Regions from separate parts of the Homo sapiens genome. Here region 2 is linked to region 1. Evidence: read pairs that join two places in POLR2A ChIA-PET (ENCODE). Cell type or tissue: CD4-positive, alpha-beta T cell. All regions are shown on one strand. Links, peaks and the distances in the headings refer to the core of each region. The heading gives the core; the rest is flanking DNA.

The links. ChIA-PET counts read pairs that join two places held together with the same protein. Peaks named below come from ENCODE experiments on the same cell type or tissue, not always from the same donor. Only the 100,000 strongest peaks of a DNase experiment are listed, where the experiment ranks them.
Region 2: POLR2A ChIA-PET joins it to region 1 with 5 read pairs; 2 of 35 experiments call an interaction of 5 or more read pairs at or near these places.

Annotation. Positions count from the first base shown.
Region 1 is chr12:609,810-625,716 of GRCh38, forward strand. All of the region lies in intron 1 of NINJ2 (ninjurin 2), which reads right to left. Among named protein-coding and RNA genes, the nearest start is that of NINJ2-AS1, 13 kb to the right of the region's middle. RefSeq lists enhancers at 122-623, 13,160-13,904, 13,905-14,648. In CD4-positive, alpha-beta T cell, for the core only: no CTCF peak of the experiment used is centred there; a DNase peak (open chromatin) is centred at 7,932.
Region 2 is chr12:866,074-881,980 of GRCh38, forward strand. It overlaps WNK1 (WNK lysine deficient protein kinase 1), which reads left to right. Exons shown (of 28, transcript NM_018979.4): 9 at 5,192-5,275; 10 at 12,139-12,288; 11 at 13,500-13,958; 12 at 14,648-14,926; 13 at 15,619-15,716; 14 at 15,838-15,907. Among named protein-coding and RNA genes, the nearest start is that of RAD52, 76 kb to the right of the region's middle. In CD4-positive, alpha-beta T cell, for the core only: no CTCF peak of the experiment used is centred there; no DNase peak of the experiment used is centred there.

The DNA.
Region 1 (15,907 bases), core at 6,853-9,352:
AATAGGGGACTTGTCCCAGCTACTGAGGAGGCTCAGGCAGGAGGATTGTTTGAGCCTAGGAGGTCTAGGCTGCAGTGAGTCATGATGGCACCACTGCACTCCAGCCTGGGCGACAGAGTGGCAAGACCCTGTCTTAAAAAAAAAAAAAAAAAAAGACGAAGGAGAGAAATAATGTTTGACCATGGAAGGTCACACATTTTTGTTGTAGCTAGAGCATGATCCAAGTCGATTCTGAGTCTGGGCCTCTTTCCACTCCCAGCTGTCCTACTAGCCTAATTCATCTGGCATCACTGGGGCCAAAAGCTACAAAGTCCATTTTGAGCTCTAACTTTGCAGAGTCATTTCCATCCTCCTGCCTTCCCCATCCTGACAAGTGCACATGCACACACACATTGCCAGACACCCAGCAGACACAGAATCAATGCTTTTGCGTGAGTGAAACAGCCCCTCTGGCAGCCCTCTTCACCTGCCCAGTCCCCAGTGCCCAGCACCCAGTGCTGAGCTGGTGAAGATCCCGTGGCCAGAGGCACACTTACCATATACATCATGACTCAGATCCCATTTGCTGACTTGGAACTGAAGCCTCTTGCCCCACCAAGCAATTACTGGAGAACAGGAAGTCTCAACGGAAAATGAGGTCAGCCTGGTGGCTGAGAGGAAAAGGGTCAGCGAGCACAGCCTTCTGCCCCCGTGGGTCCCCACAGCGGCCAGCCCAGGGCCCTGCATGCAGCAGATGCCCACCACAGCTTCACTGGTGGGTTAGCTGCTCTGAGCGACTCTGTTCAGCCCAGCCACAGGAGGGGGTTACCAGGCAGGGACTTAATATGTGGCTCTAGAGTCTGAAGGAGACAACTTCAACTCAACCTTGTTTAGCAGAACTGGGCTATGACAAGGACAACCACAGCACTGGAAATCTATTCTTTTTTTTTTTTTTTTTTTTTGAGACGGAGTTTCGCTCTTGTTGCCCAGGCTGGAGTGCAATGGTGCAATCTCGGCTCACTGCAACCTCTGCCCTCCAGGTTCCAGTGATTCTCCTGCCTCAGCCTCCCAAGTAGCTGGGATTACAGGCACCCACCACCATACCTGGCTAATTTTTTGTCTTTTTAGTAGAGACGGGGTTTCACCATGTTGGCCAGGCTGGTCTCAAACTCCTGACCTCAGGTGATCCACTTGCCTCAACCTCCCAAAATGCTGGGATTACAGGCATAAGCCACGGCACCTAGGCTGGACATCTATTCTTTAAAGAACTCTGTGTTACCAAATTCAGTTCTGCAATCTGTCCCAAGAACTTCCTTTTCTGTGCCCTAAGTTACGATAGAGGAAGAGGCACATCAACCCCAGGCCTGCCTGCCTTTCTTTCTTTCCTTCTTTTCTTTCCTCCTTTTCTTTCTTTTTCTTTCCCTCTTTCTTTCTTTCTTTTTCTTTCTTTCTTTCTTTCTCTCTCTCTCTTTCTTTCTTTCTTTCTCTCTCTCTTTCTTTCTCTTCCTTCCTTCCTTTCTTTCTCTCTCTCTCTCTTTCTTTCTTTTCTTCTTTCTTTCTTCCTTCTTTCTTTTTGTCTTGCTCTGTCACCCAGGCTGGAGTGCAGTGGCACGATCTTGGCTCATTACAACCACCACCTCCTGGGTTTACGCAATTCTCCTGCTTCAGCCTCCTGCATAGCTCAGATTGCAAGGGCACACCACCACACCCAGCTAATTTTTGTATTTTTAGTAGAGACAGGGTTTCACCATGTTGGCCAGGCTGGTCTCGAACTCCTGACCTCAAGTGATCTGCCTGCCTCAGCCTCCCAAAGTTGGGATTATAGGCATGAGCCACTGTGCCCGGCTCCCAGGGCTTTCTTGAAGTGGCATAAAAGTAAGAAAGGATTTTAGAAATCATTTAGTCTAAACTCCTCCTGGTTACACCTTTGGAAGCATTTCCCTGTAGATATTCTTCCCATACCCACCATACCTCTTTCTTGGCAATAAATAACCTGCTAGAAGTCAGAAGAGAGAAAAACTTCCATGAGTTTCCAGGAAGCGAGGCCATTATTACTTGTTGTAGGAGGTTGCCCCCCAATATCTATTTGACCTTCTTGCAGGATAGTAGAATATTTGACGGGATGCATGACCACTTAGCTAAAGTCAGCATTTCCCAATCCGTCTTGCAGCAGCAGGGCTGTATGACCAAGGTCTGGCTAATGAGAACTTAGCAAGAAGAATTGTGGCCCTAAAAGGAAGGCACCTGTCTTCTCTATCCCCTCCCTCCCTTTTTCCCAGGCTGGAATGTGGAGATTGTGGTGAGCATCTTCAATCATGTGTATAAGGTACATATCCCAGGAGCAGAGCAACAAGCTAGAAGGAGCTTGGGTCCCAAACACCGTGGAGCTACTGTATTATCCCTGGACTGTCTGCACGCAGACTATTACACACAGGCGAGAAATAAACTTCCATTTTGGTCTAAGCTGTTATTATTTGGCGTCTTGCGTCAGTGAAACCTGCATCCTAACACAACACTCTGTGGGGTGTCGGGGCAGTCGCAACCTCCCGTTCTCTGAGAAACCCCCAATTCCACACACCTAGGAGGTAGCCTGGTGACATTATATCCGGTCCAGGAATATCTGGCTCAGGCTGGGTAGAGTAGGGGCGGGAGTCCTGTCCAAGCAGGGCCAATCAGATTTTCCCTTCCATTAATCTGGAACTGAGATTCACTGTTGCTATTCAACCTCCACGGACTACATGAACCAAGATGCACCAGGAGAAGCAAAAATGAGAGGCCAGGCAGCCCCAGAAAAGCAGAGGGAAGGAGCTGTCTGGGTTGGTAGGGCTCGAGGTTCTGGCCCAGGCACTTGGATGACCTCCCTGATCTCCCTGTTGTGTGGTTCTTGGGAGAGATCCTGACACTTTATGATAAACTCCCTCTTTTGGTCTCAGATGCTTTAGGTTCCTTTCTGTCACCCGTAACCCAAAGTGCCTGAGTCTCTTCTGATCCTTGTAAAGATCTGTGTATCCTCAAAACCAGAGGACCCATGTGTCTGCAGCACACCCTTGGCACACCGGGTCCTCTCCGTCACTGCAATCATAGAAGGTCCTGAGGTGAACTAGGTAGATAGACAGATTGATCGCCTGATCGGCTGATTGGTGAATCAATCCATGGGTCTTCCAAGGGATGCTAAACAGGCCTCATGGAATCACAGAATCAGGGTGAAAGGGACAAAAGGCATCAGGCAAGGTGTGACCAGAAAGGCTTAGTGACATGTCCAAAGCGTGCAATTCAGTGGCAGAGTTTCAACTGGACCCCAGCCCAGCACTCCCAGGTTCACTCCTCCTCCCCTGCCATCCCTGGCTGGCCCAATCTGGGGGTGCTCTGACACACTAGGAATAGTTTCCCCATGCTAATGAGCAAAATCCCTGTGACAGCTATGTCAAATCAAGCATATCTGCGGCTCCTAAGAAAAATGAAAATGTATCCTTTTCTCCTTTTTCTGGGTCTTTCTCTATAATTCTAAATCTCATCACGCATTTTAAATAATAAATGGGCTGGGGGCGGTGGCTCATGCCTATAATCCCAGCACTTTTGTAGGCTGAGGCAGGTGGATCACCTGAGGTCAGGAGTTCAAGACTAGCCTAGCCAATATGGTGAAACCCCATCTCTACTAAAAGTACAAAAAATTAGCTGGGCATAGTGGCAGGCACCTGTAATCCCAGCTACTTGGGAGGCTGAGGCAGGAGAATTGCTTGAACTTAGGAGGCAGAGGTTGCAGTGAGCCAAGATTGCGACATTACACTCCAGACTAGGAGACAGAACGAGACTCTGTCTCAAAAATAAATAAATAGGCCGGGCGCGGTGGCTCACGCCTGTAATCCCAGCACTTTGGGAGGCTGAGGCGGGCAGATCACGAGGTCAGGAGATCAAGACCATCCTGGCTAATACGGTGAAACCCCGTCTCTACTAAAAATTCAAAAAATTAGCCGGGCGTGGTGGCGGGCGCCTGTAGTCCCAGCTACTCAGGAGGCTGAGGCAGGAGAATGGCGTGAACCCAGGAGATGGAGCTTGCAGTGAGCCGAGATCGCGCCACTGCACTCCAGCCCGGGTGACAGAGTGAGACTTTGTCTCAAAAAATAATAATAATAAATTAAATAAATAAATTAATTAATTAATTAAAAATGGCCTTTCTTCTCTGGAAGGAGCAATGATGGTACCTCCACCATGTGCCAGGCCCCACACTGGCATTTTCTTTCCAGGTGCTATTCATTTAAGCCCTTCCAGAAGCCACAGGCATGTGGGGTGGAGAAAGGCCAAGCAGCTTGTCCATAGCACGTGGCTAGTAAGAACAGTCTCTTACACGATGTCCTACTGCCTCCTAAAGAAGACCATCCTTAGCGATGGTTGCTGCCTTGACTTTCCAGCCTTCTCCACAGGCACCTGCTCAGCTTGGTTTGGGTCCATGGGTATTGGGAAGTTACTAATCCCACTGTGGTTTATACCTCATGACTTCTTGCATTCGGCTGAATATTCTAGACTGCATGAGGGAGAGGACTGTGTGTAGGTCCAGGGACTTGGTCTTGGGAGAACATAAGTCTGGGTCGTTGGGTGGTGGCAGAACAAAATGTTTGGAGATGGAATCTAGATGATCATCTGTGCGTGAGCTTCATGCCCAGGGGACATGGTGGGGTGGGGGTGGCGGTGTGCCTGTGTGCCCACGGGGGGCTCAGCAGATGGCACTCTTCCCTCACAGTCCTGCCGGGCCTGGCTCCCTCCCTCTGTCTTCTTCCCCTTGCATTCCCTACTTGCCTCTCTACATGTCTTCCTCCTCCATGCCTAGACGTTCTTTAGTACCTGTGCTCTAAGAGGATTCCTGCTTCCCTCTTATCCAGAGAAGTCACTTAGTTAGCTCATTTTTTTTTCCTCCAAAGAAGGGAACAAAGGCTTGACACCTCAGGGCTCGGCCTGCCTGTTTTTTGAGCTGTGTTTGCACCCAGAGCTGAGTGTCTGTCTAGCTCAGGTTCCCAGAGGCCTAGGGGCAAGACCATGTCTTCACACGTCGGGCAGCGTGCATTGTCAGCGCTCTATGAAAAACAAATAGCAGTTATGCAAAGACAAGGAAGCTGCTGGCTCATGGAGGCTGTGGTCCCGAGCTCAAAAGATGCAGGCTTGAGGTCTTAACTGCTTCCATTTAGCGCACAAGCCCACGTCCCTGACACCAGCCACAGGAGGATTCTGCACTCCCATGGTCTCTCTGAAGAGTCGGGAGAGCGGTTTGTGTGAATGTGTAAGGTAGGGGAGGACTCTCTGATTTCATTATGGATTATAGAAATAATAACCTACAGTCATCTTTCAGCTCTGATAAATGAGTGACTCTCAAAGGAGATATGCACGCCCCATTAGGAAGCTACATCCAAATCTCAGCAATCAGGGTGCTAAATGAGAACACCTTATATTTACCAAGAGGAGCATGATTTTTTTAAATGACTGACAGCTTTTCCAAAGGCTAGATCTCCTTCTCGTTCTTTTCTCTACTAAGAAACTCTGGCTCATGCCTGTAATCCCAGCACTTTGGGAGGCCGAGGCAGGTGGATCACCTGAGGTCAGGAGTTCAAGACCAGCCTGACCAACACAGAGAAATCCCGTCTCTACCAAAAATAAAAAATTAGCCGGGCGTAGTGGCGCATGCCTGTAATCCCAACTACTTGGGAGGCTGAGGCAGGAGAATTGCTTGAACCTGGGAGCCGGAGGTTGCAGTGAGCCGAGATCACACCATTGCACTCTAGCCCCGGGCGACAAGAGCGAAACTCCATCTTAAAAAAAAAGAAACTCTGCTCACCCTTCAAAGCCCAGCTCCACTGCCACAGCCCTTGGGAAGCCTTCCTCAGCTCCTATCGGCTAAATTTATCCCTCTTTCTCAGTTCTCCCAAAGCATTTGCTTCACTCCACTAGTACAGCACGTACCATGGGCTATTAGAGGGCTATGTGTGGGACTGTCATCCTGTGGGCTGCATGCATCCCAAGCACAGGAAATGTGCCTCACACGACTTCACATGCCCTTTTCAGGGTCATCTGACAAGCAAGGGAAAATCCTACAATTGGCAGAGCAGTTGTGTTGATGTAGGAAGTGTCTGAGAGGAAAGGGCTGAAAGGAAAAGTGAGGCACACTCTCGGAGAGCTAGAATATCATTCCAGGGGGTTTTAGCTAGGGTGAGGGGCTGCAGAAAGCAGTACTTGTAATGGGCCAGAGGTATAGTAGTTAGAGAAAGCTGATAAGAATTTGTTGCGGTAAAGGAAGTTCTCAGGAAGGTAAAGGACTGGTTCAAGGAAACTTCTGAGTATAAAAAAACCAGGACTGCATTGCCATTTCAACGGGTTGCCTGGACTAGATTTTGAAGCAAAGTCCTATAGTCAGGAAAACTCCAGGAGCTGACTTGGACTTCTCCAAGAACAGAGGCTGGAGGAGGAAAGAAGGAAGCAAAGGCCATGGTAATGACCTTACCATTGGGATAAACTGTGTCAAGCTGCACTGAGTAACCAGGTTGTGTCCTGTAAGTTACTAATCCCACCATGGTTTATACCTCATGACTTCTTGCATTCTGCTGAATATTCTAGACTGCCTGAGAGAGAGGACTGTGTGTAGGTCCAGGGGTTTGGTCTTGGGAGAACATAAGACTGGGTCGTTGGGTGGTGGCAGAACAAAATGTTTGGAGATGGAATCTAGACGATCATCTGTGCGTGAGCTTCATTACAGTGAAGAGTGGGACTGCTCTGGTCCCAGGGTAATGACGGTGACAGTGCTGCAGGTTGCAGGAAACCCACCCCATTCCCCCTCCAAATAGGAAAGAGGCCACGATGCCAAGAAAAGGGACTTCTTGACTACAAAATGGGCCTAGCTACCAACTTATAAATTAGAAGCAAGACTTCTGAGTGGTGTCAGGAAACTGCTAGTGTTCTCCTCTCTTGTACCTTTAAGATTTATCCAAAATGAGACACCTTTCTACACAATAGCATCTGATGTGACCTAAGTGTGGAGACAAGAATCCCTAGTTGAACCAATGAAGGATCAAAAGACGCTAAAAGCTTACCTTGGCATCTCAGGCACTTGGAAAGCTAGCATTGCCTCCAGTTCTTTAAAAAAAGTGTGCTCAGCCGGGCGCAGTGGCTCATGCCTGTAATCCCAGCACTTTGGGAGGCCAAGGTTGGCGGATCACCTGAGGTCAAGAGTTCAAGACCAGCCTGGCCAACATGGTGAAACCCCGTCTCTACTAAAAATACAAAAATTAGCCAGACGTGGTGGCGCACACCTGTAATCCCTGCTACTCGGGAGGCTGAGGCAGGAGAATCGCTGGAACCTGGGAGGCGGAGGTTGCAGTGAGCTGATCACTCCATTGCACTCCAGCCTGGGCGACAAAGCAAGACTCCATCTCAAAAACAAAAAAGTGTGTTCACCCCCTGTTCTTGCCCTAGGTCCCTAATCTAAGCGAAGTTGTTGTAGTAAAGCCTGGGATGCGCTAAGAGGACAACAGAGGAAAGACACTGGGGGAAGAGCCCACAGCAGTCAGAGCACGTCCTCCCCTCACGAAGCCTTCCCTAAAGCCCTGGCCGCGTGCTGAGAATCCTTCCTTCTAATCCTGCCCCTGCATATCCGTGGCCCAAGCATTCCTTCTGCCTCCAGACCTGCCTCCACAACAGCTGATGAGGCAAGTGTCCTGGCTGAAGCGCAGCAGTTCACATCCCCTTTCTTTCTGGCCTTGACATTAGAGGATGCCTGTGCAGCTCTGAAGCTCCTGGGGATAAAAGGCTCAGGCTGCTGTGCTTCTTCTCACAGGTCCCTGAGCTCCCCCAGGGCTTTCCTACACAGAAGGCCGGCTGGCTGAGCACTCCCAGCTGCAGCCCCGCTGGCGTCGCCGTGTTTTCTGTGCTCTGCGCTCACTCCCCAGGACGTTCTGGTTTCCTCATCTCAGCTCTCTTTGTTTAGCCACAGAGATTGGGCAACTTCTGTTGGGCAGCGAGGTCAGGGCCCTGCCTCCTAAGAAGGGGCCTCTCCCTCACAGGTCAGTCTGAAGTCACTTGTTCTCCAAGCCCTTGCTCACCCCAGGGCCCTGACACTCAAGTCCATCCAACACCAGGTGCCTCTTTCTCTGGGCACTTGGTGCCCAGGTAAAATTTTCAGATATTATTGCTGTTTTTAACATTATTCAGTGAATAACGTACTCTGGTGGTCTGAAAGGGATAAGGGGGGATTCTGATTTACGGATTTAATGTCAGACTGCATAAAAGCCTCCTCTCTCTCCTTCGGAAGTTTTCTAGGGTGCTAGGTGGCAGCAACCCTGTTCTGTCAATAGGACCATCTGAACCCGTAGGAGCTCCTTGCTGGACAATGCCAAAGTGCGGCTGCAGTATGTGGTTAAAAGTCCCGTGGAGAGTTGGTAATGAGGAGGTGGGGGTGAGGAGTTGGTAATGAGGAGGTGGGGGTGAGGAGTTGGTAATGAGGTGGGGGTGAGGAGTTGGTAATGAGGTGGGGGTGAGGAGTTGGTAATGAGGTGGGGGTGAGGAGTTGGTAATAAGGTGGGGGTGAGGAGTTGGTAATGAGGTGGGGGTGAGGGGGGAGTGTTGAGAAGGCAGTATGCCACTCTGGAACCCCAGAACAGCATTTTAGGACTCAGGGCCCAGAGGCGTTTTAGGACTATGGAAACTTACCACAGGAAGGGCTTTAGTAATCAGTTGTGCCTGATCTGTCTATTTTACAGAGGAAGAAACTGAGGCTCAGAGAGGCATATAACCTACCAGCAGGCTTTGGTTAGTGATCTGGGTTGACCCAGTGAAGGTCAGTCTGACAGCACTGTGGCCCAGGGCCCTCTCAGTCATGGCACCAGAGCCTCGGGCTCCAAGGAGACTGCAGTTTTGGATCAGGAGCCGAATTGCCTCTTATCGCAGAAGTTCTGTCTCCATCTGCAGGGAAAAGGAGGCTCTTGGCCTCCCAGGGTAGCAAAAGGCAAACACACTTGGTTACCGGGAGCCCTTGAGAAGGTGGCAAGAGTGGAGAAGAGCAAACACCCGACTCCCTCCATCTCTGGCTTTGGCTCTAGACTCAGATGGTTTAGAGCCAAGGCCTCCAATGGCCTCTCAGAGCTCTCAGAGAGCCCTGTTCAGGTGCAGAAAAACTGGTCTCGTGTATTCTCCATGGGTCCCCACAAACAACAGATTATCAGAAAGGTCAGGCTTCTTTCTGACAGGGGCAGCAAAACTAAATCCCAGAACTTCTAAAGGTCACGTGCCTTGTGGAGAAATAGTTGGGGAGTGAGGTGCCCGCAATTTCTTTTGAGGAGAGCAGTGGCTAGAAGGAATGGTCCAGGAGGGGGGCAGTTTATTGTCAGGACCATTGGATGGAGTCCAGCAAGTATTTATCAGGAGTTGATGGTGTGTGCAGCCCCAAGCTGGGCACTTGGGGTAGGGGATGGAGAGTATGTTTAGGACTTGGCCCCTGCTTACAAGGTGCTTGCTGGCAATATAAGATTCTCATATGTGATTCAAAAAAGAGAAAAGGCAGAAGCTATGTTAATGGCCAAAGAGAACATGCTTTAGAAGGAATGAGAAAAATCAGTGTGGGCTCCTCTAGTTCTGAAGAGCTTCATGGAGTGGGGCGATCTTTACACAGCCCCACACCCTGCAGTCAGTGTGTGAACTGAGGAGAGAGGTGGGAATGAGCATAGGAACTCACCCTTTCTAACCTCCTTTGTACACAGGCTGTGAGCTAGAATTAGAATGTAAAGAACGCTGTGTCCTCCAAGGGTGGCATATTGCCTGCGGAGTCCTCCTGGGCCCTTGCAGGATGTGGCCAAGATGCTTGGTGCTGCAGATAGTCTCCCGGAAGAGAGGGGCTTACACATTCTTGGTAAGCTGTGGCTGGGTTTAGAATGATTCCTTGGGAAAAGGGGTAGCAAAGTAACTTTGTCCTGAAGAAGCCCCAAGTATCCTGAGCCCAGCAGCCTTACATAAAGTAGTATTGCATAGTGACTACCATTTCAGGGTCTGGATTTAGACTTGGCTTTGAGTCCTATCTCTGCAGCTTTTAGTAACTGTGTGACATTGTCATTGACCTCTCTAAGCTTCAGTTTCCTCATCTATAAAGTGAAGATAATATTCCTTAATGGTCAGGGTTATAGTGAGGACTAAGTGAGGGAGGGCTCAGCTGCCAGCTTGGCATCCTCAGCCCATGGCAGCCGTGTCATGGCTTTGTGCTCCAGTTTGTTGCCAGGGCCTGGTGTTTCATGGTTCACTCTCTTGTCTGACTGTTTCCCAGATCAGGCAAGCCCTAAAGCGTCCTTTCATCCCTTTGGACACCTCCTAGTGACGGGAGAGCACAGGCAGTATGGGAGTGGGAAACTGGATGTCATAGCTGAGTGTCCATTCTATAGCTCGTGGGCATCATGCCATGGGCATCTCTTGACATAGTCAAGAGACCTGGATGGAAATGGGCCCCAAACTACTTCACTAGGAGCTTTGTTTTCCTAGACCACAGTTTCTTCATCTATAAAATAAACAGCTTAAATTAGACCAGCGATCCCCGCTTTGCGGGAAGGGGAGAGGGTCTCAGACAGTATGGGGTCCCTGAATCCAGATGCACAGCAAACATTGCCTAGAGAACAAATAGATGATGCGTCTCACACATAAAGCCTGTGCTGTTTGTCAAATGCACAGAGGTGCTGCTATAATTTTTAAGATACATGTAAAAAGTATTACTGAATGCATGGTAGCTTTTTCTCAGCATGCAGTTCTTCATTTGTAGATACTAAAAGTACAATTATGATTACTTGGAAGGATCCAAAAGTGGTTTTGAAGTTTGTTTGTTTGTTTGTTTGTTTGTTTTTGAGACAGAGTCTTACTCTGTCACCCAGGCTGGAGTGCAGTGGCGCAATCTTGGCTCACTGCAACCTCTGCCTCCTGGGTTGGAGTAATTCTCCTGCCTCAGCCTCCGGAGTAGCTGGGATTACAGGTGTGCGCCACAATGCCTGGCTAATTTTTGTATTTTTAGTAGAGACGGGGTTTTGCCATGTTGGCCAGGCTGGTCTTAAACTCCTGACCTCAGGTGATCCACCCACCTCGGCCTCCCAGAGTGCTGGGATTACAGGCATGAACCACTGCTCCCAGCTAAGGTTTTGAAGTCTTAAAGAGGTACTCAGGCTTGAAAAGTTTGGCTACCACTGGATGAGATGAAGGACTTACTCAGCCTCTCCTGGATGTGGCTCCTAATTCCAACCTAACAAACAAGCACTCCTGAGTCTCTAGCTTCACGTCCTTCTTGAAGAAATAGCAGCTACTAGAAGAGGTTCCCCTGTGGCAGTGAAGACAAACTAGAAGGAGAGACAAGTAAGAAAGAGTAGTGTACAACCAGGCATGGTGATTCACACCTGTAATCCCAGCACTTTAGGAGGCTGAGGCAGGAGGATTGCTTGAGCCCAGAAGTTCAAGACCAGCCTGGGCAACATAGAGAGATGCCATCTCTATAAAAAAATTTAAAAAAAAAATTAGCCAGGCATGATGGCACACACTTGTAGTCCCAGCTACTTGGGAGGCTGAAATGGGAGAATTGCTTGATCCTGAGAGTTTGAGGCTGTAGTGAGCTGTGATTGCACCACTGCACTCCACCCTAGGTGACAGGGTAAGACCCTGTCAAAAAGAAAAGAAAGAAAAAGAAAAAAAAAGAAAGAAAGAAAAGAAAAAGAAAAGAAAAAAAGAAAACAGAAAAGAAAAGAGAGAGAGCCTGGGCACAGTGGTTCACAACTGTAATCCCAGCACTTTGGGAGGCCGAGACGGGAGATGGGAGATCAAGAGATCAAGACCATCCTGGCCAACATGGTGAAACCCCATCTCTACTAAAAATACAAAAATTAGCTGGGCATAGTGGCGTGTGCCTGTAGTCCCAGCTACTCAGGAGACTGAGGCAGGAGAATCACTTGAACCCGGGAGGCAGAGGTTGCAGTGAGCCAAGATTGCGCCACTGCACTCCAGCCTGGTGACAGAGTGAGACTCCGTCTCAGAAAAAAAAAAAAAAAGAGAGAGAAAGAATAGTGTGGCCACGCACTGTGGCTCACACCTGTAATCCCAGCACTTTGGGAGGCCGAGGTGGGTGGATCACAAGGTCAGGAGTTCGTGACCAGCCTGGCCAAGATGGCGAAACACTGTCTCTACTAAAATTAGCCAGGCATGGTGGCAGGTGCCTGTAATCCCAGCTGCTCAGGAGGCTGAGGTAGAGAACTGCTTGAACCTGGGAGGCGGAGGCTGCAGTGAGCTGAGATCACGCCACTGTACTCCATCCTGGGTGACAGAGCAAGACTGTGTCGGGAAAAAAAAAAAAAAAAAGGCCAGGCGCAGTGGCTCATGCCTGTAATCCCAGCACTCTGGGAGGCCGAGGCGGGCGGATCATGAGGTCAGGAGATCGAGACCACGGTGAAACCCCGTCTCTACTAAAAAATACAAAAAATTAGCCGGGTGCGGTGGTGGGTGCCTGTAGTCCCAGCTACTCAGGAGGCTGAAGCAGGAGAATGGCATGAACCCGGGAAGCGGAGCTTGCTGTGAGCTGAGATCACGCCACTGCACTCCAGCCTGGGTGACAGAGTGAGACTCCGTCTCAAAAAAAAAAAAAAAAAAAAAAAAAGGAAAGAAAGAAAGAAAGGGGCTACCTAAAGAGAGGAAGACAACTTTTATAAGAAACTCTGGGAAATGCTCAGGACTCTATTTGTTTAAAGGCCCTTTTTAAGAAATGCTTGCCACTTCCTAGTATTTGTCATTGTTTCCTACTGCACACGTTTGCAGCATATGGGAAGTGGGAGGAGTTAGAATGTCCTCCAAATTCCCCTGACACCCAGTTCCCACCTTCATCCTCTAGAAAAATGTGTTGCTTTGTTTTGTTTAACTTTTCGGGTCACAGACCCTTTCAGAATCTGATAAAGGTGATGGACCCCCTACCTCACCCTAAATGCAGTCACACACGGATAGCTTTTCTTTTTTTTTTAATTTTAATTTTTTTCATGAATAACTTTTCACATAATTTCAGCAGGTTCATCGCCTCCTGAGTTCACATGGACCCCCTTGGGAATTTATGGACACCCCCGCCCAGGTTAGGAAAACCTGCTCTTGTGTGGGTTGCTTCAAACAAGTTTAAATTTGCCTTCTCCTAGTTGTCCATAGATCTAAGCTTTTTCTAAAAGTCCCATGGAACTTGTAATGAGACCTCTAAATGTCCCATATCCCAAAATGCTGTTGTAGGCTTCTTAGATTTTGGAAGACCAGATCAGCAAAAGACAGCATGCACTCAGGTGGAATATTGCAAAGGTAGACATCAGCTCAAGGCTAGCTTCTCTGGGCAGCTGGTGCAAGGTGAATGGAAGCAAGATAGGGGCTCAGGAACAGAGTCCATCTGAGAGCCAGCACTCCCTCCTGACAGTGACAGTTTTGTAAGTTTCTGTCCTAGGAGCTGTGGGCCTGCAGACCTGTGGTCCTTGAAGTGGAAAGCTGCTCCCATCTCTAGGAAGGATCTCCCAGCCTCTGTCCCCCTCCCCCACTGCTACCCGAGCAGCTCTCCCTTCACCTCAGGCCCTGTGTGACACACCTTTCCCCAGGGTTCCTGCCCCGGCAGCCTGCCCTGTCTGTTAGTGCTGTGAGTCTCTGAATGTACCAGCCAAAATCAGGGAAGGTTTCTTCCCACCCACTCAAAACTTCACTTTTCTCATCATCCAAACTCCGAATCTAAAAGCCTAGTTGTTATTTACCAACTTGCGTCCAAATCCACTCTTGGGCTTAGTTTGCAACCAGCATGTACCCTGGGATGAGTGAGAGGCGACAGGCTAGGAAGGGATCTGGGGTTTATTAGTGACAGACCAGGCTGCTAGGTTTGGCTGAGGTGCCACAATTTGCACCAGGCAAGGGAGGTGAATTCAAATACCAGGATGTTGGGCAATATTTCAAAGAGTGAGGCTGGGCATGGTGGCTCATGCCTGCAATCCCAGTACTCTGGGAGGCTGAGGCAGAAGGATCGCTTGAGCCCAGGAGTTCAAGACCAGACTGGGCAACACAGTGAGACCCTGTCTCTACAAAAAATTTTAAAAGTAGCTAGGTGTGGTTGTGCACACGCCTGTAGTCCCAGCTGCTCAGAAGGCAGAGGTAGGAGGATCGCTTGAGCTCAGGAGGTCAAGGCTGCAGTGAGCTGTGATCACACCACTGCATTCCAGCCTTGGTGACAGAGCGAGACTCTGTCTCAAAAACAAAAACAAAAACAAAAACAAAAAACAAAGAATGAAATTCATTGCTATTACAGCCCTTCCTCTACCCTCACCCTGAACTCTACGTCCCATCCTCTTACTCTACAACCTACTATGCAAATGACTCATTGTTCTCTACAATGTTACCCCACTGGGTTCAATCCTATCTGAGCTTTGTAGGACTCCAAACCTATGTGTAAAGGTATGAGCACTTCAAAGGAAGATTGGCAGGGAAGGCCAATCCTTCTGCTTATGTATTTTATTCTTTGATTTTAAAAATCAATTTATCCAATAGATATTTATGGAGCTCTAACTGGGTTAGGATACTAGTGTATGGGGATACAGAAAAATACAAAGATATACCAGGATACTGGAATACGGGAAAATGTATGAATGAATGAGATCTGGATTCACTTTCAAGGAGCTTGCCGTCTAGTAGAGGAAATGACATACAAATAAGCCACAACACATGGTATAAAAAATATATATGGCCGGGCACAGTGGCTCACACTTGTAATCCCAGCACTTTGGGAAGCAGAGGAGGTAGATGACCTGAGGTCAGCAGTTCAAGACCAGCCTGGCCAACATGGTGAAACCCTGTCTCTACTAAAAATACAAACAATTAGCCAGGCGTGGTGGCATGTGCCTGTAATCTCAGCAACTTGGGAGGCTGAGGCAGGAGAATTGCTTGAACCCAGGAGATGGAGGTTGCAGTGAGCCGAGATTGCGCCACTGCACTCCAACCTGGGAGACAGAGTGAGACTCCATCTCAAAAAAAAAAAAAAAGATGGCTGGGCGCGGTGGCTCACGCCTGTAATCCCAGCACTTTGGGAGGCCGAGGTGGGTGGATCACCTGAGGTAAGGAGTTCGAGACCAGCCTGGCCAACATGGTGAAACCCCGTCTTTACTAAAAATACAAATATCATCCTGGCATGGTCGTGAGCACCTATAATCCCGGCTACTTGGGAGGCTGAGTAATGAGAATTGCTTGAACCTGGGAGGTGGAGGTTGCAGTGATCGTGCCACTGCACTCCTGCCTGGGCAACAAGAGAGAGACTTCATCTCAAAAAAAAAAAAAAAAAAGATATATATATAGATATATAGATATATTTGCCCTAGCTTAGTAACTATCATTAGCAAGTGATATTTAAGCTGGACTCTGAAGGATGGGTAAGAGTTGGAGAGACAAAGATGAGGAAAAGGCATCTAGGTGGTAGGAATGGTATGCCAAGAGCCTTGGAAGCAGCAGGTGGACCTACATGCAGACTAGCAAATAGTTCTATTTGGCAAGAACATAGGGAGAGGGAGTAGACAGAGAGAAGGTCAGAAAGCCAAGGTGAAGTCGAGACCTTGCATTTCAGGCTGAAGAGTAGTTTGGGAATTTCAGGGGAATCACTGAAGGTTTTTGAGTAGAGTTCATGGTGATCATAGCTGTATCCTAGAAAAATTAATTTGGGAGTTCTCTGGAGGCTACGTTGAAGAAAAAGAAAGCATTGGGTAGGGGTATTAGAAGAGGGAACATCTACAGGAGCCTTTTCCAGCAAGCTACTTCTGGTCAACTAAGCCAAAAGGGACCTTGGCCTCCGTTCTCTATGGTCCTCACTGTCTGGACCTCTCATGGACGGTACAGAAAGACAATATAGTTGTTAGGGGCAGAGTCTACTATAAAGTACCTTCTC
Region 2 (15,907 bases), core at 11,972-14,471, 260 kb after region 1:
CTTTTCCAAATAAAGAATATAGTTAACTTTCTGAACTAGCAACCCCAGAATTTTCAGATTTTTACTTAGGAGAATGAAGAACTATACAGTGTTATTATGGCTTTGAGACATACCATGAGTAAATAACAATAAAATGAGCATTCTGACTGAAAATAGAAATCCTTATTTAGCTATTGTGAACAGTTGATCTACTTTGCCAGCTCGATAAGGATCTTCCCTATGGAAGAATGAAACTGAATTCTTTTAAAAAGCGGGGGAGGCTGTGATAGTGAATTCTTACTATTATTTACTTATTTATTTATGTTTTGGAGATGGAATCTCGCTCTGTCGCCAGGCTGGAGTGCAGTGGCACGATCTCGACTCACGGCAACCTCTGCCTCCTGGGTTCAAGTGATTCTCCTGCCTCAGCCTCCCGAGTAGCTAGGACTACAGGCGCATGCCACCACACCCAGCTAATTTTTGTATTTTAGTAGAGATGGGTTTCACCATGTTTGGCCAGGATGGTCTTGATCTCCTGACATTGTGATCCACCCCCTTCAGCCTCCCACAGTGCTGGGATTACAGGCGTGAGCCACCGCGCCCAGCGGGTAATGAATTATTATAGTGTATATTGTTTGCATTTGGCAAGCTGTGTTTCTAAATTTAGTCTTAAATCTAGAACTGCTTCTAGAATAAAAAGTGCTATCAAATAAAATTGGCTGTCATTTATATTACCCTTTTCAGTTGATTAGAACACCAGGATGTCAGAATCAGAAAATTCATGGTTACGGCCGGGCTCAGTGGCTCACGCCTGTAATCCTAGCACTTTGGGAGGCCGAAGTGAGCAGATCACCTGAGGTCAGGAGTTCGAGACCAGCCTGGCCAACATGGCGAAATGTGTCTCTACTAAAAATACAAAAATTAGCTGGGCGTGGTGGCGCACGCGTGTAGTCCCAGCTACTTGGGAGGCTGAGGCAGAAGAATCCCTTGAACCCAGGAGGCGGAGGTTGCAGTAAGCCAAGATTGTCACTGCACTCCAGCCTGGGCGAAAGAGGAAGACTCCATCTCAAAAAAAAGAAAAAAGAAATTTCATGGTTATGCAACTCTTATTTATGATCAGAAAAATGGACATTTTGTGATTTAACTCTGTAACATGTTTCATGTAGTAAAAATATAATAAAACTATTAATCATCTAGCTTGGGAGAGATAGGAGAAAGACATTACTGTCACTAGTCAAATTATATATCTTTTACTATCCACCAAAAATCTCTTCTGATTTCTGGTTAGAAGGCATACTATTAATTGATAAGAAAATAAAACTGAAGGCCTCTAACATATCACAGGGTAATAAGAATATAGGGAAAGTTAGTTCAATAGTTTAAATTAAAGCACACTTCTTACAGTATAGAACTAGTCGGGCTTTTATGCCTTGTTTTAGTTCTTACTCTTCCTTTAACTCTTTTTCTGTTGATGTAATTTACATTAATGCTTAAGAGTGAACTTTTTAAGTGTGGGTAAAAACGAAATAATTACTTACAAAGTTTAATTCTTCCATTTCCTTTGAGAGAGGAAAGTTATGGAAAAGCAGCTCTTATCTAAAGCAAAGAGCCCACAGATTGATTTCATTGGCCCTGGATGTATTTAATGGATTTTTACTATGCACATAATTTCCAGAAGCATTGTTATTTATTTATTAATTATAAATTTAGTGTAACCATTTCATAGGGTTACACAGAACTACCCAGTTGTGCATGTCTGATGTAATTTCACATATGAATGTATGAATTACTTGTCTTATTCATGTTGATACAGCCTCAGTCCATGGCGCATCCGTGTGGGGGGACCCCAACATACCCAGAATCACAGATATTTTTCCCAACTATTCATGAACGTCCAGTTTCTTTTTCACCACCTCCCACCTGCCCACCGAAAGTAGCCATTTCCCAGCGGCGTAAGAGCACCTCCTTCCTGGAAGCCCAAACTCACCACTTCCAACCCCTGCTGAGGACTGTTGGCCAAAGTCTTCTTCCACCTGGTGGCAGCCCAACTAACTGGACACCAGAGGCCGTAGTTATGTTGGGTACTACAGCCAGTAGAGTAACTGGAGAGTCATGTGAGATACAGGTCCATCCTATGTTTGAACCATCTCAAGTTTACAGTGACTATAGACCTGGACTAGTACTTCCAGAAGAAGCTCACTATTTTATTCCTCAGGAAGCAGTGTATGTAGCTGGGGTACATTACCAGGCCCGGGTGGCAGAACAGTATGAGGGCATTCCATACAACTCATCAGTACTGTCAAGTCCTATGAAACAGATACCTGAACAGAAGCCAGTACAAGGGGGCCCTACTTCAAGTTCTGTCTTTGAATTTCCATCTGGACAGGCTTTCCTGGTAGGACACCTTCAGAATCTAAGATTAGATTCTGGATTGGGTCCGGGATCTCCCCTCTCTAGTATTTCTGCACCTATCAGTACAGATGCTACACGTTTGAAATTTCACCCTGTCTTTGTTCCTCATTCTGCGCCTGCTGTGTTAACTCATAACAATGAGAGCAGAAGCAACTGTGTATTTGAATTTCATGTTCACACACCAAGCTCCTCTTCAGGAGAAGGAGGTGGAATTTTACCTCAGCGTGTTTACCGAAATCGGCAGGTTGCAGTGGACTTGAATCAAGAAGAACTGCCTCCTCAATCAGTTGGATTACATGGCTACTTGCAGCCTGTGACTGAAGAAAAGCATAATTACCATGCCCCAGAATTGACCGTTTCTGTGGTAGAGCCTATCGGACAGAACTGGCCAATAGGAAGCCCAGAATATTCCAGTGATTCCTCACAAATCACTTCTTCAGACCCCAGTGATTTTCAGTCACCTCCCCCTACAGGGGGAGCAGCTGCACCTTTTGGCTCTGACGTCTCAATGCCCTTTATCCATCTGCCTCAGACAGTGTTACAAGAATCCCCACTTTTCTTCTGTTTCCCCCAAGGAACCACATCTCAGCAGGTCTTAACTGCCTCATTTTCTTCAGGAGGATCTGCACTTCATCCACAGGTTATAGGAAAACTTCCACAATTATTTTAAACTACCCTACTTTGCACCATAACATTTAAATTTTCTATTCCTTATTTCCCTGAATCATGGATTTTGGAGAAATATTGTTTAATTTTATCAGTAGAGTTTCCCCATCTTTGGGGGGTTGTGAACTACATATATGCATTTAAAAACAAAATGTGAGAGAAGCTACCTGATTTACCTATTATATGTGAAAACCAGTGGAAAAAACACAAAAACTAGAATTTTAGTCATTCTTCACAATCACGACTTCTATGCACGTTATTTTCAACCAGTAGTGAAAATGCAAGTGTATGTAATGTATGGTTGACCCAGCATTATTTAGGAATACAAATCTTAAGTATTACTTTCTTCCTCCAAACAAGTTTTTAAAAAATAGGATAAATTTTTTTTCTATAAAATATAAAACATGGAAAATAGGGAATGCTGTTTTTGAGGTAATATTAATAATACACAGAATTTTCATTAGTGTCGAAGGATCTAAAAAGACAAAGTATATCATGGGAATAAAAAAAGATAGAAAAGGAAACAGTTTAGGAATTTGCCTTAACAAATGAAAATGCCTTTTTAAAATGGCATCAGTCAAGCAAGTTGCTGTGCATTATTATATGTCCAAATAAAATGCTAATTCATAAAATTAAGGACTGATTCTAATTTTTAGCAACTAACAATCTAGTGAGTGGTGGGCTTTTTTTTTTTGTTATAAGAATTTGTGATATGTTGCAAGCTAAGGAACAGTAGACATCTTAGGCCTTGTATTTTCCTCAACAAATTTAATTTTAGTTATTTATGTGTATGAGCATATACACACTTAGCAAATAAAGACAATGTAATGAATGTAATAGAATTCAAAAGTACAGTCAGTGTTTACTGTTTCATATATTCATTTGGTATATTTTATCAAATGTGTACATCTTATAAAATCTACATAGAAGACTATGCAGTTATATATTGAAGACATTTGGATATCCTACATAAAGTACTATGTGTTGTTCTTCCTACTTTCTTCCTATGTTCTTCCCTCATCAGGAGCATAAACAACTCCCAAAATGTGCACAAATTATCAATTATTTAGTGCTGTACTAAGACACAAAAAGATCCAGAAGCTTGACAGCTATACATGGGCATGCAGTATATTCACATCAGTATTCAAGTTGCAGCCCCTATTATAAATATTAATGTATTGCCAGTAATTATCCTTTAGACTTTCCAAAGTAAAAAATACCAGGTAGTTAATTTATAGACATACTACAGAAGGAATCAATATTTATAATAGTTAAGCTGCAGTGGAATGTGATATTATATCCATGTAAGCTTTAAGGAACCCCTTGTAAACTGAAATGGAATGACAAAAGTGGTAGCCTTTTCATTTCGTTAACATACCTATATATAGTCCTGCATCATTTCTCACTTTCTAGTGAGAAACACTGTAGTTGGGGTTTCTCAGACTCAACACTGTTGACATCTGAGGTTGGATAATTCTTTGTTGTGGTGGGCTGTTCTATGTATTGTAGGCTATTTAGAACATCCTTGGTTTATACCTCCTAAATACTAGTAGCAGCAATCTCCCTCAGTTGTGACAACCAGAAATGTCTCCACATATTGCCAAGTGCCCCCCTGGGGGTGGCAGGATTGCTCCTGGATAGCAATGATCGCCCTAGGTACTTGGCAGTTGATGATAACAGATTTTTTGATACTTTTGATAAAAGTCATTGTGGCACTACAAGAAGTATTACCAAATTAGCATTACCAAATACCTTTCTTTAATTCTTCAGATAAATTTCAGATTGATAGTATTAATACTTTGTTCCTGATTATTGTATTTCTAATAACAAATTTTATTATGAATCTGACGATTCTAGCCAGCTAAAATTACAGCCTGAGCAGCATTGACAGCTTAGGTTTTCACTGTCAGTGGGTTTTGCATGGGTTGGGATCAGAACATGTTGTGTGGTATGATCCTTTTCTAAATTTTTCTTACAAAAGTTGACCCAGAGGCCTCTCCCATACATAATCAGGTTAATGTTTCATTTTGATCAAGCAAACTCTGAGGAGATTAAATATTCATTGCAAAAGCCTGACCTCTATACACTTACTTTAGGCCTTCTCTAATTTGTTGTGTTCACTTCTTTCCTTCAGGCACAGGGGCAGAGCCAGGGTCAGCCATCCTCAAGTAGCTTAACAGGGGTTTCATCTTCCCAACCCATACAACATCCTCAGCAGGTGAGAACAATGCATTGCAACATTTTATGAATTAGCAGTGGCCAGAACACTATTTTAACTTTTGTGATTTGTTATATAAATGGCCTGCTAAGTTTTTGAAAGGAAAATTAAGAGGCATACCATGTCTTGTGTTCAGTAACAAAGAAAAAAAAGAGACTTTTCTGTGTTTCAGAAAAATCTCTTTTGTTTAATATACTTTTGAACAATTTAGTAGACATACATTATTACTGATATAATTATCTTTTTAAAAGAGGATTCTACACCTTTTTTTTGAGACAAAGTCTCACTCTGTCACCCAGGCTGGAGTGCAGTGGTGCAATCTTAGCTCACTGCAACCACCGCCTCCCAGGTTCAAGCAGTCCTCCTGCCTCAGCTTTCCACGTAGCTGGGACTACAGGTGCCTGCCACCACACTCAGCTAATTTTTGTATTTTTAGTAGAGACGGGGTTTCACCATGCTGGCCAGGCTGGTCTCAAACTCCTGACCTCAGGTAATCCACCCTCCTCGGCTTCCCAAAGTGCTGGGATTACAGGCATGCGCCACCTCACCCAGCCTGGATTCTACACATAATTTACGGTACAAAGAGTATGTCATTCCTTTTCTCTTTTTTTCCACTGCTTGCAGCAGTGATTTGTCATTACCTTCATTGTGCTTGCCTCTACTAATCCTGCACTTCTTTTTAATTATTTCTAATCTGTAGAATGATGTGTCAGATTTTACGCTAAGAAGCATCTAATGAAAACCTAAGAACAATTACTTCAAGAACATTTATTTATTTATTTATTTTTATTTATTTTGAGACAGCCTTGCTCTGTTGCCCAGGCTGGAGTGCAGTGGTGCAATCTTGGCTCACTGCAACTTCCATCTCCCAGGTTCAAGCTATTCTCACGCCTCAGCCGCCCGAGTAGCTGGGACTACAGGCGCGTGCCACTATGCCCAGCTAATTTTTGTATTACGTTCTACTTATGCCTGGCTAATTTAGTAGAGATGGCGTTTCACCATGTTGGCCAGGCTGGTCTTGAACTCCTGACCTCAAGTGATCCACCCGCTTTGGCCTCCCAAAGTGCTGGGAGCCACTGTGCCCAGCCAAAATATTTTAACTTTTGTTTTGGGGGGCTTGTTCCAGAAAGTTCAAGGAATTCAAGAGATTAGTGTCATCCTGATACATCCAACAGTAAAACTGGTAATTCTAAAATTAAATATTTATAGTGCATCACTGATATTAGTTAATAGTAATTATTTGCAAGGGAATAATGCATTTTTGGCATAATTGAATACTTATTAGCTATTCTACATAAAATTTGTAGCCACTATGTATGTAATGCAAACTTCCTAATGTTAGTTCCCCATGTGGGTTTTTTAATCAGCAAACTCTAAACTGGCTTCTGTTTCTATTAGTTTTTGGTTTTGAAACAAAGTTTTCGGTTCTTAATTACAAATGGCCCTTTTTCAGTCCAACATATGGTCATGTAGTCATTCGATACTGGTTTAAGATCAGGAGTTGCTTGTACAAGATGAAAATCACTTAAAGGCACTTTCTACAGAAACAGTTGATTAGTTTGTTTATACATGCATTCACTCCGTGAACTGAAGGACTGGGACTTATATGCTTTGTTTTGCACCTGTCCTTTCTTCCAAACAAGACTGGTTAAATTCAAGTAAACATATTTTTGCCAACCTTAACAAAATCTGTTTTATTCTATTAACAGTTCCTAATTAGAATGCAAATTACAAGTCACATAAAGCTGGTTGAGAATGGAAGTACTGAGTACTAATCTCCTAACTTGCTTATCTTTGGATGTAGACGAACACCAATGAACTGAGCAAATTGTATGTGCTCTGTTTTTTCTTTTCCAAAGGAATTGGTTATCTGTCTTGTATTTGGGGATATGTATGTATACTTACTATCAAATGAAGAAGATAATAAAATAATTCATTGAGTTTCATGTTAAGAAAGAGTGTGAGAAAAGAAGAGAGCAGTACCATAAATGTCAGATTAAAAGAATTAGGTAGCTACCTCTCCAGGAGAAAAAAATATGGCTAAATGCTATCTCTACAGCAGAAACAAAAATTAATTTTTGTTTCAGTGATGTTTTTGTTTTAGATACTTTTATAGCATGTGTTGTAGAATCACAAAATTGAGCCCTCGATATATATAGGAAGTGTATTCGGTCTAGAATAATTAACTTCTCCAAAGTCACTTAGATAATAAGGGAGCTACAAATTATAACCCAGAATTCAAGATTCCTAGAATAGTATTGTTTCTTCCATTTTAAATAAAGTTCTGCAGGGACTTAATGATTCTGCAAATGTACCTCAGAAGCTGTCTTTATTTGTTTTAATTATTGGAGTTCCACGTTTGAAAAAAGAAAGGTTGAAAACTTTTTGTACTATATGGATAGTCTATTTTTAGACATGATTTTTGTTTTACGTACTTTCAGGTCCCAATCCCACCTTAGAGAACCATATCTCTTGTTTTATTTTAGTGAGGAAAGAAATATACTTTTGCTAAAATTTACTTTATTTCATGCGTTTCTTGAACATAGTAAATGAGGAATTGCTTTTTTGTGTGTTTTTGTAGGGTCTCGTATAGTGATATACTAGATCTTAGCAAGGTACCAAAAATAGCTGCCTCCTGCTGAAAAGCTTTGTGACCACAAACAAAGTTGTGAACTTTGTCAGACACAGTGCCAGCTACTTGGAAGGCTGAGGCAGGAAGATCACTTGAGCCCAGGAGTTCAAGGCTACAGTGAACTATGATATTGCCACCATACTCCAGCCTGGGCAACAGAGCATGACTCATCTCAAAAAAAAAAAAGCACCGAAGTTGTGAACTACCTACCCTACTATCCATAAAGTCTGTTTGAACTGGTTTCATGAGGCAAGCTTGGGCAGAGCATGATGCTAAACTGTTAAGCTAGACCACCCCTGCCTGGCTGAAGTGCTGATTATTAGTCAGTGGGACTGCGCACAGCAGATCATCATGTACTTCTGGCATATCCAGAGGTGACACTTCTCCCCAGATGCTCTAAGATGTAACATTAACCGTTAGCCATTGTAAACAACTGGTTTAGAGATCTCTTTAAGATGTTAATACAAGGGTCACTGTCATAGATGCCTCTCAGTTGTCTTAAGCAAAGAAATAATTTGTCCATAAAACTGCTCATTTTTGACAGTCCTTTCAGCTTTTTTTCCTAATTGAGTTCAGATACTGAAGGTCTACCGAGCTGGACCAGGTATGACTACTTTGAAAGAGTCTAAATAATATAGTAAATATATATGTAAATTTCTAAAAAACAAATAAGGATAATAGCTAATATTAAAGTGCTTTGTACATTGTACCTACATTCTCATTTAATCGTTTTAAGAACCCTATAAGTATAGATGCTATAATTATTTCCATTTTACTGATGGGAAAGCTGAGATCTGGAGAAGGTGAGTAGTTTACCCAAACTTACAGCTTATAAGAGGTAAAAACAGAATTTAAATCCAAATAATCTAATTCCACAGCTCACCATTTGACTACTACCCAATTATGTCCAAAAAAAGGGAAGAAATTAACATCTCTCCCAAGCAGGAAAGGGAATATCAGGAAGACTTTAGGAAAAAGGAGGCATTTGAAATGGACTTTGATTATAAGTTAGACTCAGATGTAGAAATAAAGAATATTCCAGGCCAGAAGATAAAAAAATTATACTGTGAGCAATGTGAAAGGCCCTAAGATAGAAAAATAGGGTACAAAAACAAATGTGCCTTTAGTTTGGTTTAACTAGAGCATAGATATGTGAAGGTATAAGTTCAGGAAAGAGTTGATAGAGTCTAAATTTTGATATGAGCATAATTTTGAATTAAGGAGGATGTATTGGGGGCTGGGAGCATATGATTACCATATGCCCAAAGATAACATGGGAATTCTTCCTCAAATTTATCCGTTAGAAAAGAGGGGAATAACCATGTATTCAGACCTTTATCGTACTCTCATATTACAGGGTTTTCACTGTCCTTTACTTTGAACAACAACAAACCAAAAAAGGTTAATGAAATAAAATGAAACAGGTGAGAACAAATGTGCCTGCAAAGACTTCAGCTCATGTAGTTAGAAATGTTCATTGAGAACATCAGACAGAATATTTTTAAGGAATAAACATAAATTTAGTCCTTATTCTCAGCAATATGACTTCACTATTCTGAGGACTGTATGTGATTTTAAACAACTGGCTTAAAGATCTCTTTAAGATGTCAATATAAGGGTTACATGAATAAAAACCTATAAGAGAAAGGAAAAAAAAATCTAGTTTTATTTTAATGTTATGTAAATAGGTGCTTTTCACTGCACATTTTACCTGAAGATACAACTTAGATGGAATGTGTTATGTTATGCCAGAAAACTGCAGGAGCGTTCATAATTTAGCTTCAGTGAAGGTAAAGATGCTGGTGTCTTTACCTATGTAGAGTTTGGGGGAGAGGGAGCAGTATTTCTGAATTAATATATTTAATATGCAATCTTATTTACGTGTGTAAATTAATGAGTTAGATAATTATAGATATCTCATTCACATTCCTTAAAGTTTAAATTTGTTCAAGTTGGCAAATAAAAAAGGTTTTCTGGTTTTTTAGTTCCTTTTTCTCAGGTGGGAAATTAACAAATTTGTCTTATATTCAGAGCACCTTTAGAATTGGCTACATGTGGTTTATCTTAGTTTGCAGAAAATAAATTTCATGTAATTCAGCAGCCATTTCTGCTTCTTTAAAAGTTAAAATAAGAATACATTATCAGAGGCCGGGGCGCGGTGGCTCACGCCTGTAATCCTAGCACTTTGGGAGGCCGAGGTGCACGGATCACAAGGTCAGGAGATCAAGACCATCCTGGCTAACATGGTGAAAACCCGTCTCTACTAAAAACACAAAAAATTAGCCGGGCGTGGTGGCAGGCGCCTGTAGTCCCAGCTGCTCAGGAGGCTGAGGCAGGAGAATGGCATGAACCTGGGAGGCGGAACTTGCAGTGAGCCAAGATCGCGCCACTGCACTCCAGCCTGGGCAACGGAGCGAGACTCCGTGTCAAAAAAAAAGAATACATTATCAGAAATAATTAAATAGGAATAAACCAAACATGACTGCTGTTGCCATTATATTTTAGCATTCTTTTGGTGATTTTAATTGACATAAATATAAGAAGAGCAAAAATATTATTTGTAGATTATCACCTAACAAAATCTAAGACACTTATCAAGGTGGCAAGATACATAATAAATGTACAAATAAATAGCTTATCTTTATACCAGCAGTAACCAATTAGTCGTATGGGTATACCAGCACATACGTAAAAGGCTGTTGGTTGCAGCATTATTTTAAGTAGCAAAAATGAAACAACCAAAGTGTTTATCATTAGGAGACTGATGCCATTTAGAAATTAAAGTAGTATGCTATAGAACACTATGTATAGGAAAGGCATGTTTTTGTTTTGTTTATTTTAACAAAAAAAGAAAACTATGTGAAAATGGCCACTTACGCATAGAAAAAAATCCATGAAGGTTATGCACCAAACGACTAATAGTGGTTACCTCTGGAGAATAGGATTAGGGGTATTTTCATTAACTTTATAATATGATGTACTAGTTAAAATTTTTATTACAAGCAGATGTTGTATTAAAGAAAAAATATAAATTAGGTATTAGAAGATCTTGAAAGTCAGCCCTAAACTTCATTTTTTTTTTTTTTTTTTTTTTTTTTTGGAGACAGAGTTTCGATCTTGTTGCCCATGCTGGAGTGCAATGGTGCAATCTCGGCTCACTGCAACCTCCGCCTCCCAGGTTCAAGCAATTTTCCTGCCTCAGCCTCCTGAGTAGCTGGGATTATAGATATGTGCCACCACGCCCGGCTAATTTTTTGCAATTTTAGTAGCGATGGGGTTTCTCCATGTTGGTCAGGCTGGTCTTGAACTCTGGACCGCAGGTGATCTGCCCACCTCAGCCTCCCAAAGTGCTGGGATTACAGGCGTGAGCCACCGCGCCCAGCCTCAAGTTTTTATTTGTTAGACAGAAGGGGCAGTACTCTAGGGGTCATAGTCCTGTTTTGTTTGGTTTTGTTTGCTTGATTTATTACAGAATTTAGTATTCGAGTACAGTTATGTTCCATGCATTAAATTAGGTGTATAATTACGCACCATGCATTAAATTATACTTGAGTCCCTAGTACATAGTAGATTCCCAGGTGTCATTCCCTTTGCCCCACTTTGAGTTAAAAAATAATGTCCTTGTTTCAAAAAGAGAAACTTCATTTTTTTAATAAAATAAGCAATCTAAGGCATTAACAGCTAGTAAATATTAAAGCTAAAATTTGAAAATGTCTGTTATTCCAAATCCAGTGCTTTCCTCCCTATTTTGTAGCTATAATCAAAGCTATTCTTCAAGCATATTAATTATACAGTTGATAAAATAGGGTAAGGAAAAAAGATTAAAGGAAGCTATTGGATCTATCTGATATAGGTGCCAAAGAGAGAGCTGATGCCAAGAGATAGGGAAAAGGGAATGGCAGGGATGGGATGGGGAAAGGAACTGTCTGGATATGTTATGTAAATGTCTTTGTAAAGACCTATTGTTGGGGTGAGGGAGATAATTGGGTGAAGAGCCAATGGTAACTTGAGTATTAAAAGATTGGTTAATTTTTCCTGGTGGCACCATCACAAAGAACATCAGAGGGAAAACAAATATATAATGGAAATTGATGAATTTGGGTTTGTGCATGTCTTGATTACTAAAATCATCATTATTTACAGACACTGAAGGCTTTAGGTAAACATGCTTCCTTAGAAACATGCTGTTATTGATTTGAAATAAAACTGAATCATTGTATTTTATTCTTAGCAGCAGGGAATACAGCAGACAGCCCCTCCTCAACAGACAGTGCAGTATTCACTTTCACAGACATCAACCTCCAGTGAGGCCACTACTGCACAGCCAGTGAGTCAGCCTCAAGCTCCACAAGTCTTGCCTCAAGTATCAGCTGGAAAACAGGTAAACTTTTTTTTTTTTTTTAAACAGGTAAACTCTTAATTTCTGAAAGGGTGCTAAAAGGGATTTCCATGTAACTTGTCCTTTCATGTGGATAGACTTCTACCTTTTCTTCTAAGGGTAACCAACCCTTGAAGTAGGTTAATCTCATTGCAGAAATGAAGTGAAGATCACCTCATTGGTGCATATGCATTATTTAATGTAAATGGGTACGTTACTGACAGCAGTGACAATCCAAAGTTTCACTTCTAGTCTTACCAGTCCAAAATTGATGTAACAGGTATTAGAAATAACAGGTTAAATAAAGGTGCTCTGGTAACTGAACCTATGACATTCCCTAGAATTGTGTCAGCTATGTCTGATATTCTAGGTTTGAAACTATGCTTTATTTTCATGTAGATTTCTGCACTGTTTACTGTGTGGAATGTTTTTTTTTCTTAAGTAGTCCTCCTAATCACTTGAGAAGTACCCTGTAGAAGGTATGCTTTTCTGAATGACCTTTTTTCAACTTTATTTTTGAGTACTGTTGTGCATGTATGTGCACAGTGTATTGTTACCCTAATATTTCATCACATCTGAGATGCTATCAACTTTAAAATGTACCATATTTTATGTACCACATTATCAGTTATAAAGTAGATCCCAATTTCTCACATGTTAAAATGATCAGGTAGTGGAGAGGGATGATTGCATCCTAGAATGAGTGAAATATGTGAATTATACCAATTTTTATTGAGCCATGTTGGACTTAAGAATTTTAGAAATAATACGAATGAAATCTTAATTCCACTGGGAAGGAATTCATTTGAATTTCAGTAACTACTGTAACAGCAGTCGTAACTTTAGTGATAGCATTATGGTATATAAAATATATTCCAATAAAGCTGTTAAAAAAAAAAGCCAACCCCTTGTCTATGGAAGGGTCCTCTTCTATTGCCAAATGCTGAAGCATTAGCAAATATTTCTATGACAAAAGGTGTAGAACAGTAATAGTCTATTTAGCCTCTTTCTCTCCTGCTCTCCTTTCCATATTCTTATGTGGCATATTAACTTAACACTAATGTATGCAGGGTTTTGTTGGTTTGGTGTTTTTTTTTTTGTTTGTTTTTTCCTTCTTTTTGGCTAATACATAAATCTTGCTTTTGGCAGCCTTGCTTTTTTTTTTTTTTTTTTTTTTTTAAGCCTGTCTGTTTTGTTTTTCTTTACCTTCCCAGCTTCCAGTTTCCCAGCCAGTACCAACTATCCAAGGCGAACCTCAGATCCCAGTTGCGACACAACCCTCGGTTGTTCCAGTCCACTCTGGTGCTCATTTCCTTCCAGTGGGACAGCCGCTCCCTACTCCCTTGCTCCCTCAGTACCCTGTCTCTCAGATTCCCATATCAACTCCTCATGTGTCTACGGCTCAGACAGGTTTCTCATCCCTTCCCATCACAATGGCAGCTGGCATTACTCAGCCTCTGCTCACGTTGGCTTCATCTGCTACAACAGCTGCGATCCCGGGGGTATCAACTGTGGTTCCTAGTCAGCTTCCAACCCTTCTGCAGCCTGTGACTCAGCTGCCAAGTCAGGTTCACCCACAGCTCCTACAACCAGCAGTTCAGTCCATGGGAATACCAGCTAACCTTGGACAAGCTGCTGAGGTTCCACTTTCCTCTGGAGATGTTCTGTACCAGGTATTGTGTTAGTTAGCAAAAGAGGGCACCACAGAGTTTGATCCTAGTAGATCATCAGGAACATGGAAATCTAATAGTTGAGTGTCAGAATAACTAGCAATAACATGTCAACTAGAGAAGCAAAATAGTAAAATTCTGAGAAAGGATTGGATAATGATGTTCAGTGATTCCTGATCCATTTTTCTCAAGACACTTCTTCAGAGAAAAATGGTTCTCTCAGTATTCACTGTAAGCTGATTGAATGCTAGATGTGGTTAATAGTACACCTGGCAACTTTTACATATATGGGTAGAATAAATAGAATAGCCAACATGGTATCAACAAAAAGCTTCGGGGTTTAGACTGGGAAAATTAGCATTTCATGATATGACTGTTATGTGGAAGAATTTTTGCATTTTTCCATTTAAGATTGGCTAGGAAGAAATTGTGTTCCTCCTATTTAAATCATCTCTAGGTGAAGATAACCGACAATAAAGTAGTATTGTAGAGTCCTGTCTCTTCTGTTGGAACCAGTCTACTACTTCATTTCAAGAATGTGGTCTTTATATGCCCTTTAGATTATTAGAAAGAGATTGGCTACTATTCTTCTTTGCTGTGTGCTTCTTTTTTTTTTTTTTGCATGTCTTGCTGTTTTGCTAATTTATTGACCCCCAACCTGCTCTAACTCACCTTCCTCATTTCTGTCACAGGGCTTCCCACCTCGACTGCCACCACAGTACCCAGGAGATTCAAATATTGCTCCCTCTTCCAACGTGGCTTCTGTTTGCATCCATTCTACAGTCCTATCCCCTCCCATGCCGACAGAAGTACTGGCTACACCTGGGTACTTTCCCACAGTGGTGCAGCCTTATGTGGAATCAAATCTTTTAGTTCCTATGGGTGGTGTAGGAGGACAGGTTCAAGTGTCCCAGCCAGGAGGGAGTTTAGCACAAGCCCCCACTACATCCTCCCAGCAAGCAGTTTTGGAGGTAAATAGAATTACTGCATGTTTATATGTAAAACGTATATATGTAATTGGACAACAATGATAAAGGAGAAAGAAACAGGCTCCCCTGGTTTAGAACTTATTTGGAGACCATGTCAAACTAACTTCTGCATGACTTTTTCTTACAGCAGAATGAAATGCCAATGTGGGGTCCTTGTTTCCACTGGCTGTTCTGTTGGGAAGTGAGTGTGCCTTGGAGAAGATGAACCCTATTAGCACTTCACTTCTCTAGCTAGTACTTTAGCCATTATTCTTGTCCTTTCACAAACTTTTTCCATTGGCAGTCATAAGAGTATCTTACCCTCCTGTGCTCTCAGCAATCATTTTTGCCCTGCTAGGAGAAGATCTGAATTCATCTTTGTACTATGCTCTGTCTGCGCTATTGCACACTCTTGGTAAGATGCTGGCTGCATGGCAAGTTGTAGGTTCACACTGCCTAGCAGATATGTTGGCTGACCTCATACCATGCAGTCTATACCAGAGACTAGCTTTAGCAACTTCCTTTGGAATTTTAAGACCATTATCTCTAGATGCTGAATATTGAGAATTTACTAGTAAATTTAGTGCTTCTAGGACGTAGTGGGGAGGGATAAGGAAAAAAATAAGTAGATTATTGGGGATAGTGAATGATAAATCTATTACTACCGAGATTTGAGTTATCTTTTCGATTCACAGAGTACTCAGGGAGTCTCTCAGGTTGCTCCTGCAGAGCCAGTTGCAGTAGCACAGACCCAAGCTACCCAGCCGACCACTTTGGCTTCCTCTGTAGACAGGTACGTAAAACTAGAATTCTCCTTCCTTGACTGGTAAATAAGACGGTATGAAACGCCAAACTGTCAGACCTTTAAATCTCATATTATAAACTGCACTTTTTTTTCTTTTTAAATTTCAAAGTGCACATTCAGATGTTGCTTCAGGTATGAGTGATGGCAATGAGAACGTCCCATCTTCCAGTGGAAGGCAT